Regions from separate parts of the Homo sapiens genome. Here region 2 is linked to region 1. The links are chromatin contacts, found by Hi-C or POLR2A ChIA-PET in ENCODE. All regions are on one chromosome and are shown on one strand. Each heading gives the region's core, a stretch centred on a gene start or an enhancer-like site at or near the end of the contact. The rest is flanking DNA. Distances are from core to core; before and after follow the strand shown.

The links. Hi-C counts contacts between places; a loop is a spot of excess contacts on that map. ChIA-PET counts read pairs that join two places held with the same protein, here RNA polymerase II (POLR2A). Pooled maps may share reads with other maps.
Region 2: a map of ascending aorta shows a loop between it and region 1 (2.6-fold over the local background). The contact joins the promoter of LINC02649 here to the enhancer-like site in region 1. A Hi-C loop is called at or near these places in 5 of 168 maps with a recorded cell type or tissue (Calu3, aorta, ascending aorta and 1 more), 1 of 37 single-sample maps with no recorded cell type and 11 of 50 pooled maps. POLR2A ChIA-PET finds 5 or more read pairs at or near these places in 10 of 52 experiments (A549, A673, B cell and 7 more).

Annotation. Positions count from the first base shown.
Region 1 is chr10:6,272,392-6,277,542 of GRCh38, reverse strand. It overlaps a transcript of PFKFB3 not described here. Among named protein-coding and RNA genes, the nearest start is that of LINC02649, 52 kb to the left of the region's middle. RefSeq lists enhancers at 1,849-2,288, 2,439-2,548. Within about 2 kb of position 2,127, at least 31 of the 41 ENCODE cell types and tissues checked have a DNase peak (open chromatin) inside an H3K27ac peak, as active enhancers do; they include CD8-positive, alpha-beta T cell, ascending aorta and gastrocnemius medialis, where a contact is called at or near this core.
Region 2 is chr10:6,323,384-6,328,534 of GRCh38, reverse strand. It overlaps LINC02649 (long intergenic non-protein coding RNA 2649), which reads right to left and starts at 1,991. Exons shown (of 6, transcript NR_040079.2): 1 at 1,893-1,991; 2 at 1-603. It also overlaps a transcript of PFKFB3 not described here.

The sequences.
Region 1 (5,151 bases), core at 878-3,377:
AACCATTAGAAACCACCCCCACGGCCGGGTGTGGTGGCTCACACCTGTAATCCCAGCACTTCGGGAGGCCAAGGCAGGTGGATCACTTGAGGACAGGAGTTCAAGACCAGCCTGGCCAACATGGTGAAACCCTGTCTCTACTAAAAATACAAAAATTAGCTGGGCGTGTTGGTGTGCACCTGTAATCCCAGCTACTCAGGAGAATCGCTGGAACCCAGGAGGCGGAGGTTGCAGTGAGTCCAGATCGCGCCACTGCACTCCAGCCTGGGTGAAAGAGCGATACTCTGTCTCAAAAAAAAAGAAAAGAAAAGAAAAAGAAAAAAGAAAGAAAGAAAGAAAAAGAAACCATCCCCATGATCCAATCACCTTCTACCAGGCCCCACCTGCAGCACTGGGGATTACATTTCAACATGAGATCTGGGCGGGGACACAGATCCAAACTGTATCACATACAATATGATTCCATTTATGCAACATTCTGAAATGACAAAATTACAGCAATGGGGAACAGGTTAGTGGTTGCCAGCAGGTGGGGAGGAGAAAGGAGGGAAGGTGACTTGAGGCTCTAGAGGGGTAGCATGAGGGAGCCTCCTGGTGATGGAGCAAAATCAAGATATATCTTGATTTGGGTGATGGTTATAAGAATCCACACATGTGATAAACCTGCCTACAACTACACACACACACACACACACACACACACAAATACATATAAAATGGGAAATCTAGGTAGGTTCTGTGACCCAATCTCAATATCATGGTTGTGATATTGTACTGTAGCTATGTAAGATGTCACATTGGGAGAAACTGAGGGAAGGGGACAAGGACCTTCCTGCACACTTTTTGTTTGCATCATCCTTGAATCTATAATTATGTCAATTTTTTTTTAATTGAATTACTCCTCAAGTTTTTTCCTTTATTGGAGGCTATTTAACCCCACTTGCAGCTGCAACATCTCAGCTGTTGCCCAGAGAAAGCGAAGTTCATTGGTACTTGGCCGACCCCAAATTGGAGTTATTGTAGCTAGTAGTTAGATAAGGCCAGCAATTAATCTGTAACTATCCTGTCTGCAGCTAAATGATAGTCTCCCATACAGAGATTTCTCTTTTTGGCATTTTTTGGTTTGTTTCTTGGGATTTTTTTTTTTTCTGAAGCATGGCCCTTTTATGAAATAGATCCATAAACACATTTTCCACTTTCATACATTTGCTAAGTTATGATCTAAAATATTTTTATGACACATACATATAAATAAACAACAACCCCTCCCATTCTAGGCCATGTTTCTGTTTGAAGAATTATCCCATTTGTTATCCTATTTCTATAGCATGCCACCCATGAACCTGATTCAAAGGCCAAAATCCCACAAAATAAAGATAGCATTTGGCTGATAATCCACTCCAAGCAAACAAAGCCTTCTCTTGGGTCAGTAGAAGTTTTGGTTCTGTTTTTACCAAAAATCCTCTCATTCCCTAAAGACAGACTCTGTCTTTACGCAGTCTATTTGTCAAATACAAGGTGCCATGAATTGGGAGACATCTTGATTTCAAGCATGAAATAGCAAGCATATTTCGAGGAATGAGATACTCCAGCATGAAGAAAGCCTGTCTCCGAATGGGTGGGCTGCAGAGGGAGCACCACCCTCCACATGGAGAAAGCATAACCCCTGCGTGTATTTGAAGAGCCATATACCCCTTAAGCCATTAAAAAAAAAATGTTTCATTCTTGATGATGTAATCCTCTCTATGAAAAATACAAAAATTAGCCGGGCGTGGTGGCCCATGCCTGTAATCCCAGCTACTCAGGAGGCTGAGGCAGGAGAATCCCGGGAAGCGGAGGTTGCAGTGAGCCAAGATCGCACCACTACACTCCAGCCTGGGTGACAGAACGTGACTCCATCTCAAAAAAAGAAAAAAACCCACAAGATCCAAACCAAGGTTTCCCTTTTGCACAATAAGAACGCGTGTGGGGAACAATTGTGTGGTTCTTTGCACTGCCCAGATGAGCTCATGAGAAAATTCCCAGCAAGAGCAGCGCCTGGGTGATGGCGGTGAGTCACCGGCAGAGGCCTGACTCCATCACAAGGCTGGGGACAGCGTTCCCGGCATGCAGTGTCAGCTACTTCCTGGCATGGAGTGTCAGCTACTTCCTGTCTGAGTCAGGCGCAGGCCCCGAGGGTGGCTCCGCTGAGGGAACTGGCACCTTCTCCACACACCTCCTTCGCCGAGTCACAGACAAGCTATGCAGAGAAATCTACCGGAGCCACGGCAAGGCTCTGGAAGAGGACAGAGAAGGGAGCAGCTTCCAGAGGCCACATCGGTTTGTCGCCATGACAACAGAGGGGCGGGGCCGTGACCACCTGCCCCTGGCACAAGGCCCCCAAGTGCCGAAGGGTCACTGAGTCTTAAGCAAAGAGCAAGAGGCATCAGCCTCATGGGACAATCCACCCAGAGTCGCCTAACCACAGACCCCAAAAGTCCCCTAGTGGACACCACCCAGTCCAGGAACAGATCAAATTCAAGAATATGTAAACTTGGGTGGGAAAAAAAATCTTTTCCTCCACTAGCCAGGAACTAATATTTAGCATTTTCATTATGAAGATAGGCAGCATACCACATGAGCAGCCTCTGTGTCGGTCACCAGTAAAAATCATAATATGTTCATGGCACATGATGGTTATTGCAGTTTTGTTTTTTGTTTTTTTTTTGAGACAGAGTCTGGCTCTGTCACCCAACCTGGAGTGCAGTGGTACCATCACAGCTCACTGCAACCTCGACCACCCGGGCTCGAGGGATCCTCCCACCTCAGCCTCCAAGTTGCTCGGACTATAGGCGTGTGCCACCACACCCAGCTAATTCTTTTTAGATGGGGTCTCACTATGTTGCCCTGGCTAGTCTCAAACTTCCGGGCTTAAGCAATTCTCCTACATCAGCCTCCCAAAGTGCTGGGGTTACAGGCATGAGCCACCACACCCAGCCTGTTGCAGATGTCTTGAAAGAGTATTTACCCTTCATCTCTACTGTGAAATTACGGTTGTTTTCAGACTTGCCACTATTGAATGCATTATTAAAGTGGTACATATATTTCTACATCGTAAATGTTTATATTTGGCATTTTGATATCAGTATTTCAAGAGTTCTCTCCTTCGTAATCCAAAGTGTGTTATTTTTTAAATGTAAACATTATTCTAAGAAGGGGCTCAGGATCAACCCTGGAGGACCAGAGGGGCTACAGCACACACAAAAAAGCTTCAGTACACTGTATTAGTGTGCTGAGGATGTCGCAACAAAGTACTTCAGATGGAGGGACTTACACAACAGTTTTTTAATTTTTTTTTTTTTTAGAGATAGGATCTCGCTCTGTCACCTAGGCTGGAGTACAGTGCTGCAATCATAGCCCACTGCAGCCTTGACCTCCTGGGCTCAAGCGGTCTTCCCCTTCAGCCTTCCAACTAACTGGGACCACAGGTAAGTGCCACCAGGCTCAGCTATTTTATTTTTTGTAGAGACAGGTCTCCCCATGCTGCCCAGGCTGGTCTCAGTCTCCTGGGCTCAAGTGATCCTCCTGCCTCAGCTTCCCAAAGTGCTGAGATTATGGGAATGAGCTGTCGCACCGGCCCACAACAAAAATTTATTTTCTCCTGATTCTGGAAGGTGGGAGTCCAAGATCAAGGTGTCGGCAGGACTGGGTCCTTTGAGGCTGCGGGAAGGAGCTATCCAGGTGTCTGTCCTTGACCTGTAGTCAGCTGTCTTCACTCCCTCTTCTCATCACCTTCTCTCTGCATGTGCCTGTCTCCAAATTTCCCTTTTTTATAAGGACATCAGCCATACTGGATTAAGGCCCATCCTAATGACCTCATTTTAACTTGATGGCCTCTGGAAAGACTTTTCTCCAAATAAGGTCACACCCTGAGGTGCTGGCGAGTAGGACTCCAACGTGCTGTTTTTGGCAGGGATGCAATTCAGTCCTTAACATACTCCAGTCCAATCTCCATGCTTTCCTTAGAGAACCCTCAAGCCCAGAGTGACTGACAGAACTGTCAACAGAACACAGGTTTCCCGACAGCCCCCTCAAGGTTTGAAGGGCTTTATACACTGTAAAGGGCCGTGCGATTGTAGGTTGCATGGCGGCGGGGATCCCTTAAAGAGCAGGCGTTCTCGGGAAGGCAACGCTTTTCACCCACGGGTGGCAAGCTCCTCGGGCCCCAGAAGAGGAACGGGGAAAACTCCAGGCCTCATTTTTGTTTGTTTTACTTTTGGTGGGCAGCTGCTTCTAGTCACATCTCTAATTTCACGGCCATCATGAGAATATGGATCACATCTGTGAGGTGGGCCCAGCAAACCCCGTCTCTACTGAAAATACAAAAAAATTAGCCGCACGTGGTGGCAGACACCTGTAATCCCAGCTACTTGGGAGGCTGAGACAGGAGAATTGCTTGAACCCGGGAGGCAGAGGTTGTCGTGAGCTGAAATCATGCCACTGCACTCCAGCCTGGGCAACAGAGTGAGGCTCCACTTCAAAAAAAAAAAAAAAAAAAAAAGCCTGCAATCTCAGCCCCACTCACTGCACAGGAGACATGTGAACACTTTAGGAGAATGGGAAGTATTTTCTTTTCCTTTATTTTCCTCTGAGACTTTCTCTATAAATCAAGCCCTCAGGCCTATTGTCCAAATCTGAAATAAAGCCTGCCTCCTCCATCTGACCCTGTTCTCAAGAGACCTGAAATGAAATCTTCCCACATAGCCCTTGGCATGCACAGATCCAGGATATGGAACAGGGCTGACGGAAACTCATGAAAGCACAGCGCGGCTGGGGCCCAGGTCGACCTATTTCTTTTTTCTTTTTTTTGAGACAGAGTCTCCCTCTGTCACCCAGGCTGGAGTTCAATGGCACGATCTGGGCTCACTGGAACCTCTGCCTCCCGGGTTCAAACAATTCTCCTGCCTCAGCCTCCCAAGTAGCTGGGATTACAGGCACCCACCACCATGCCCAGCTAAAATTTTTGTATTTTTAGTAGAGACGGGGTTCACCATGTTGGCCAGGCTGGTCTCAAACTCCTGACCTCAGGTGATCCGCCCGCCTCGGCCTCCCAAAGTGCTAGGATTACAGGCATGAGCCACCGTGCCCAGCCAGACTGACGTATTTCAACAC
Region 2 (5,151 bases), core at 742-3,241, 51 kb before region 1:
AGTGCCCTCCAACAATGGAACAGATGCAAAATAGAAATCATGTTATCAGATGACGCCATAGTTGTCTCGCAATTGCTTTGCGGAAGGATTTTTCATGGGAATTTTTCCATCTCTTTATACTTTTCACACATAGGTTGTTGGCTTTAGCCAAGTGCGACGGAGAAGGACAGGCATGTGTGAAGAGGCCTGCCCAAATGTTACCCGGTGCGGAGGCCTTTGTTTAGCCCATTGGCAAGAGAAACACCAGCACCACATTCTTGGTGAAAAGCCTCTTTCACAGAGAGAGTGCATTCAAGGAGAAAATCAGCCTTGAATTGCCATTTCTGAGGCAGAGCTTGAAAGACAGATGGAAGGAGTAGGTTCCATGGGAAAGGAAAGGAGGAAAGAAAGGGGATGGCCTCACTTGCCAAAGTAAAGCTGGCTGTGGCTGAGAGCTCTTTCAAAACTGCCAGGAACCTTGGGAGCCGTACACTTCTCTCTCCCGGGAGGAGACCCAGGGCCAAGTGACACTGCGGTAACTGGAAATCCCTTCTCCAAGGCCAGAGCCCTGTGCAGAAAGCATGGGAAGACTTCAACAAAGCCCTCTCTTCTTCAGGGAAGTAACTGTGGAATCGGGAAAAGACAGAAAATTCCTGAGTAGAGGAGTTCTTAACTTAGACTCCATAGGCTAGTCTAGAGGGTCATGAATAAGCTCTAGGAGGTCTGTGCACAACCTGAATTTATGCAGAAGCTGAGTTTGGGTTCAGTTCAGAAGAAGGGTTCTATGCCCAATTGGTCATGTTTGGAGGACATGTTCATTTCCCAACCATTGTCCTGCCTGCATTTTCTATTCTTGACCAATGTAGATGTAGTTGGCCTCACCATGTTCCTTTTTGAGATACGTAATTTTTCTTGATGTTCTGAAGCACTGGTTGGTATATATTAAAAGTAGATGTTGTAAACGGACATATTTTCCAAATATCTTTTTGTTAAAATCCACATGAAACATTGTCTTTGGGCAATGGAATGGCCAAACCACCTTTTTGGACAGGACACGTTGTATTTGTGTTCTGGTCTAGGGAAGAGCAGAAAGGAGCAAATGCCCATGGGCTCCCTGTGGTGAGGCCGGATTAACCAGTGTCTCACAGGGCTGCGTTTTGTCTCACTTTGCTGTGCGTGTAGTGTATATGATCAGCAAACAAGTCCTAATTTTATAGCACCTACTCTTTCTATATGTTACAGAGGTTGCCAGCGTTTGACCAAAGTCCAGTTAGTAAGCAATTTTGTAAGTTTTGTGTTAAAATTCATAGGAAAGACTGTCTTCCAAAAATGACTTGTGGATATCGTGAACATCACCTCTAAGCATTGCACATGCGTAGATTTGCCCAGGGGGTTGATAGATGTGAGAAGGGGAAGGGTTCTAGGCCAGCATGTTCCTATGTAGAAGATGCTTTCAGGACACAGCCTTTGTTGCATGTGTGCAGTTAATGCGGATGAACTTCTTCCATCATCTCTGAATCATGTAGCGTAAGTATTTAGAAGTGCACATATATGTTAAAAGTAGATAATGTAAAATAATACACTTTCAATTTTTCTGCTAACTTACAGGTATGATTATCTTTTTAGAGTGGTGTTAAATTTGATCTCTTGGAGGAGAGGGGTGCAGAGGGAAGTTTAGACAATTTCAGCCTGTCTGACCATGGTTCTGTCTGTGTATTTTCATTAATTTTGGTGTCTAGTAAGGAATAAACAAGTCCTGAGTGCCCGAAGTGTGTTAAAAGCAGAGGTAGCAAAACAACCCCTTTATAAATGTGGGTTGTTTTATTACCTCTGCTTTTAACACACTTTAGGCATTTTTGTTTTGCCAGTTTATAGGAAGGACTGTCTTCTGGGAGCGACCTCTGTCAACCCACCTCTTGGATGGAGCCAGAAACGTTTTCACACTTCCTCGTCGGGGCAACGGAGCAGGGAGGAGAGTCACGGTGGAGCTCCTTACTGGTAACTCCATATCTAGAAGACAATTTGGGGTTATCAGCACAGTTCCAAATGTGCAGTTTTTAGTAAGTGCTTGTGTTTATTATAGACCACGTTCATTCTTTTCTATTTTTATTTTAAGTTCTGGGGTACATGTGCAGGATGTGCAGGTTTGCTACATAGGTAAACGTGTGCCATGGTGGTTTGCTGCTCCTATCAACCCGTCACGTAGGTATTAAACCCAGCATACATTAGGTCTTTTCCCTAATGCTTTACCACCACCACCACCCACACTCCCCTGACAGACCCCAGTGTGTGATGTTCCCCTCCCTGTGTCCACGGGTTCTCATTTTTCAGCTCCCACTTATGAGTGAGAACATGCAGTGTTTGGTTTTCTGCAGGCGTTAGTTTGCTGAGCATAAGGGCTTCTAGCTCCACCCATGTCCTTGCAAAGGTAGACCATGTTCATTCTTTATTTCACAACATCGTTGGTTTTTCAGATGTCTTGAGATGACAATGTATGATAAAAGGTAGAGCTAGTGAATTGGCCCATTTGTAAATGTTTTTATTATAATTAACACAAAAGAAGCCTCTTGAACGTGGTATTATGAAGCCACCTCTGAGCAGTGCACCCCAGGACTCATTAATTGGGTCAGCAACAGAGCGGCAGAAGGAGCATGAGGAAGGAACTATACAGACACATTGCTATTTCCATCTTGATGATAACCATTGATGTACGTGTGTATCTCTTTGGGGGTTACTATAAGAATACACTGCTAAATAACTCAGTGGACACATACCTTCTTGCTAACATTTTACTAGGACAGCTCTGATCATTCTCTTAGAAGGATTATATCCCATTGCTTTATACCCTATTTTAAATTGAGCATTAACGGAACACAGTATTTTAATTGTAACTCTGCCAACATCTTTATTCAGAGGACTGTTGCCATTTTTGTCTTTCAGGAAATTTTTGTCTCCATGAAAGGCAAAATTACATTTTTTTTCCTGATTGAAATGGTGTAGTGTATTCTTGGTTATCAAAATACTCTTGGCTTTGGGACTTTAAATTGATAAATATTCATTGTGTGTGAAAATATGATACATATTGTGTGATCTCAACAACATAACAATATGCATTCAATTATGTGTGTATACACACACAAGGACTTAGAAGAGCAAGGTCACATGTAATCTGCTTGTGATTACAGGTGACTTCTGAGTTCTGTCTTCCACGTGCTCTTCATTTTCAATAAGCACATGTTATTAACTTTGAAAGTTTGAGTGCTTACATTTTATTTTTAAAAATTGTATGCCAGGCTGGGCGCAGTGGTTCACACCTGTAATCTCAGCACTTTGGGAGGCCAAGGGAGACAGATTGCTTGGGTCCAGGAGTTTGAGACCAGCCTGGGCAACATAGCAAAATCCCGTCTTTACTAAAAATACAAAAAATTAGCAGTTGTGGTGGCCGGCGCCTGTAACCCCAGCTACTCGGGAGGCTGAGGTGGGAGAATCACCTGAGCCTGGGAGGCGAAGGCTATAGTGAGTCAAGATTGCACCACTGCACTCCAGCCTGGGTGTCAGAGGGAGATCCTGTTTCAATTTAAAAAAATTATATGCCAACACTTGTATGCATCTGTATATACCTATGTATGTATTTATGGGAAGAGGTAATAGCTTTATAAACAAAACTCGAAGAAGTTGTGAGCCCTAAGTTAAGATCCACTGCTCTACTTCCAATGCTCTCTTCTTTTTTTTTTTCCTTTAAATTGTGGTAAAATATATATAACATAAAATTTGGCATTTAACCATTTTTAAGTCTATAGTTCAGAGGCATTAAATACACATTAACAGCTGGGCGCAGTGGCTCATGCCTGTAACCCTAACACTTCTGGAGGCCGAGGTGGGTGGATCATTTGAGGTCGGGAGTTCGAGACCAGCCTGGCCAACATGGCAAAACCCCGTGTCCACTAAAAATACAAAAAGTATTAGCTGGTCGTGGTGGCGGGTGCCTGTAATCCCAGCTACTCAGGAGGCTGAGGCAGGCAAACCACCCAAACCCGGGAGGCAGAGGTTGCAGTGAGCCGAGATCACGCCACTGCACTCCAGCCTGAGCGACAGAGCAAGACACAGTCTCAAAACAAAACAAAACACATTAACTTTGTTGTGCAACCATCAACACCATCCATCTCCAAAACTCTTTTCCTGTTGTAAAACTGAAAGTCTATACCCACTACAGAATTTCACCGTAAGTATTAACCCCCTATTACTCCCCAGCTTGGCCCTGGTAACCACCATACTACCTTCTGTCTCTATGAATTTGACTACTCTGGGAATCTAATGTAAATAGAATCATATGGTGTCTGTCGTTTGTATCTAGCTTATTCCACTCAGCGTCATGTCATCAAGGTTCGTCCATGTTGTAGCATGTGTCAGAATTTCATTCTTAGTTAAAGCTGAATAATATTCCATTGTATGGGCAGACCACATTTTGTTTATCCCTTTGTCTATCCATGGACACTGGGTTGTTTCCACCTTTTGGCTATTATGAATAACACATCTATAAATGTGGGTGTACAAGTGCCTTGGGTTGTTTCTACCTTTTGGCTCTTGTGATTAATGCTGCTATGAACACTGGTGTTCATGTCCCTGCTCTCAATACTTTGGGGTATATGCCCAGAAGTAGAATGGCGGAATCACGCGGTAGTCCTCTGTTTCATTTTTAAGGAACCACCATCCCATTTTCCACAGAAGCTGCAGCATCTCACCTTCCTACCAGCAATGCACATGGGTTTCGATTTCTCTACATCTCGGCCAATACATGCTCTTTTCTGGTTTTTTGATAACAGTCATTGGCTTCGGTGTGAAGTGATACTGATGGTCTTTTCATCGTATTGGAGAGGCACGGAGTGAACAATTCTGACCTGAAATCCTCATCTCTCCAAGTGTGCCAGTTGAAGTAAATTTCTCAATCTGTATGTGAAAATTTTTTTCCTCTTCACTAAAGTAGAAAAGTTAAATTATTTATATAGTCAATACATGTGGAGTGCAAAACACAGAGCTAAGCGCTGCAGGGTAAGAAGTGAGAAAGGGGCATGAGGCTGGACAGGATATGAGAACCCTACTTTCAAAGGAGTTCAGAACCTGCCAAAGACACTAGCCTGTGAGCAGAGTGAGGTGAGGCATCCCTCTCTTTCT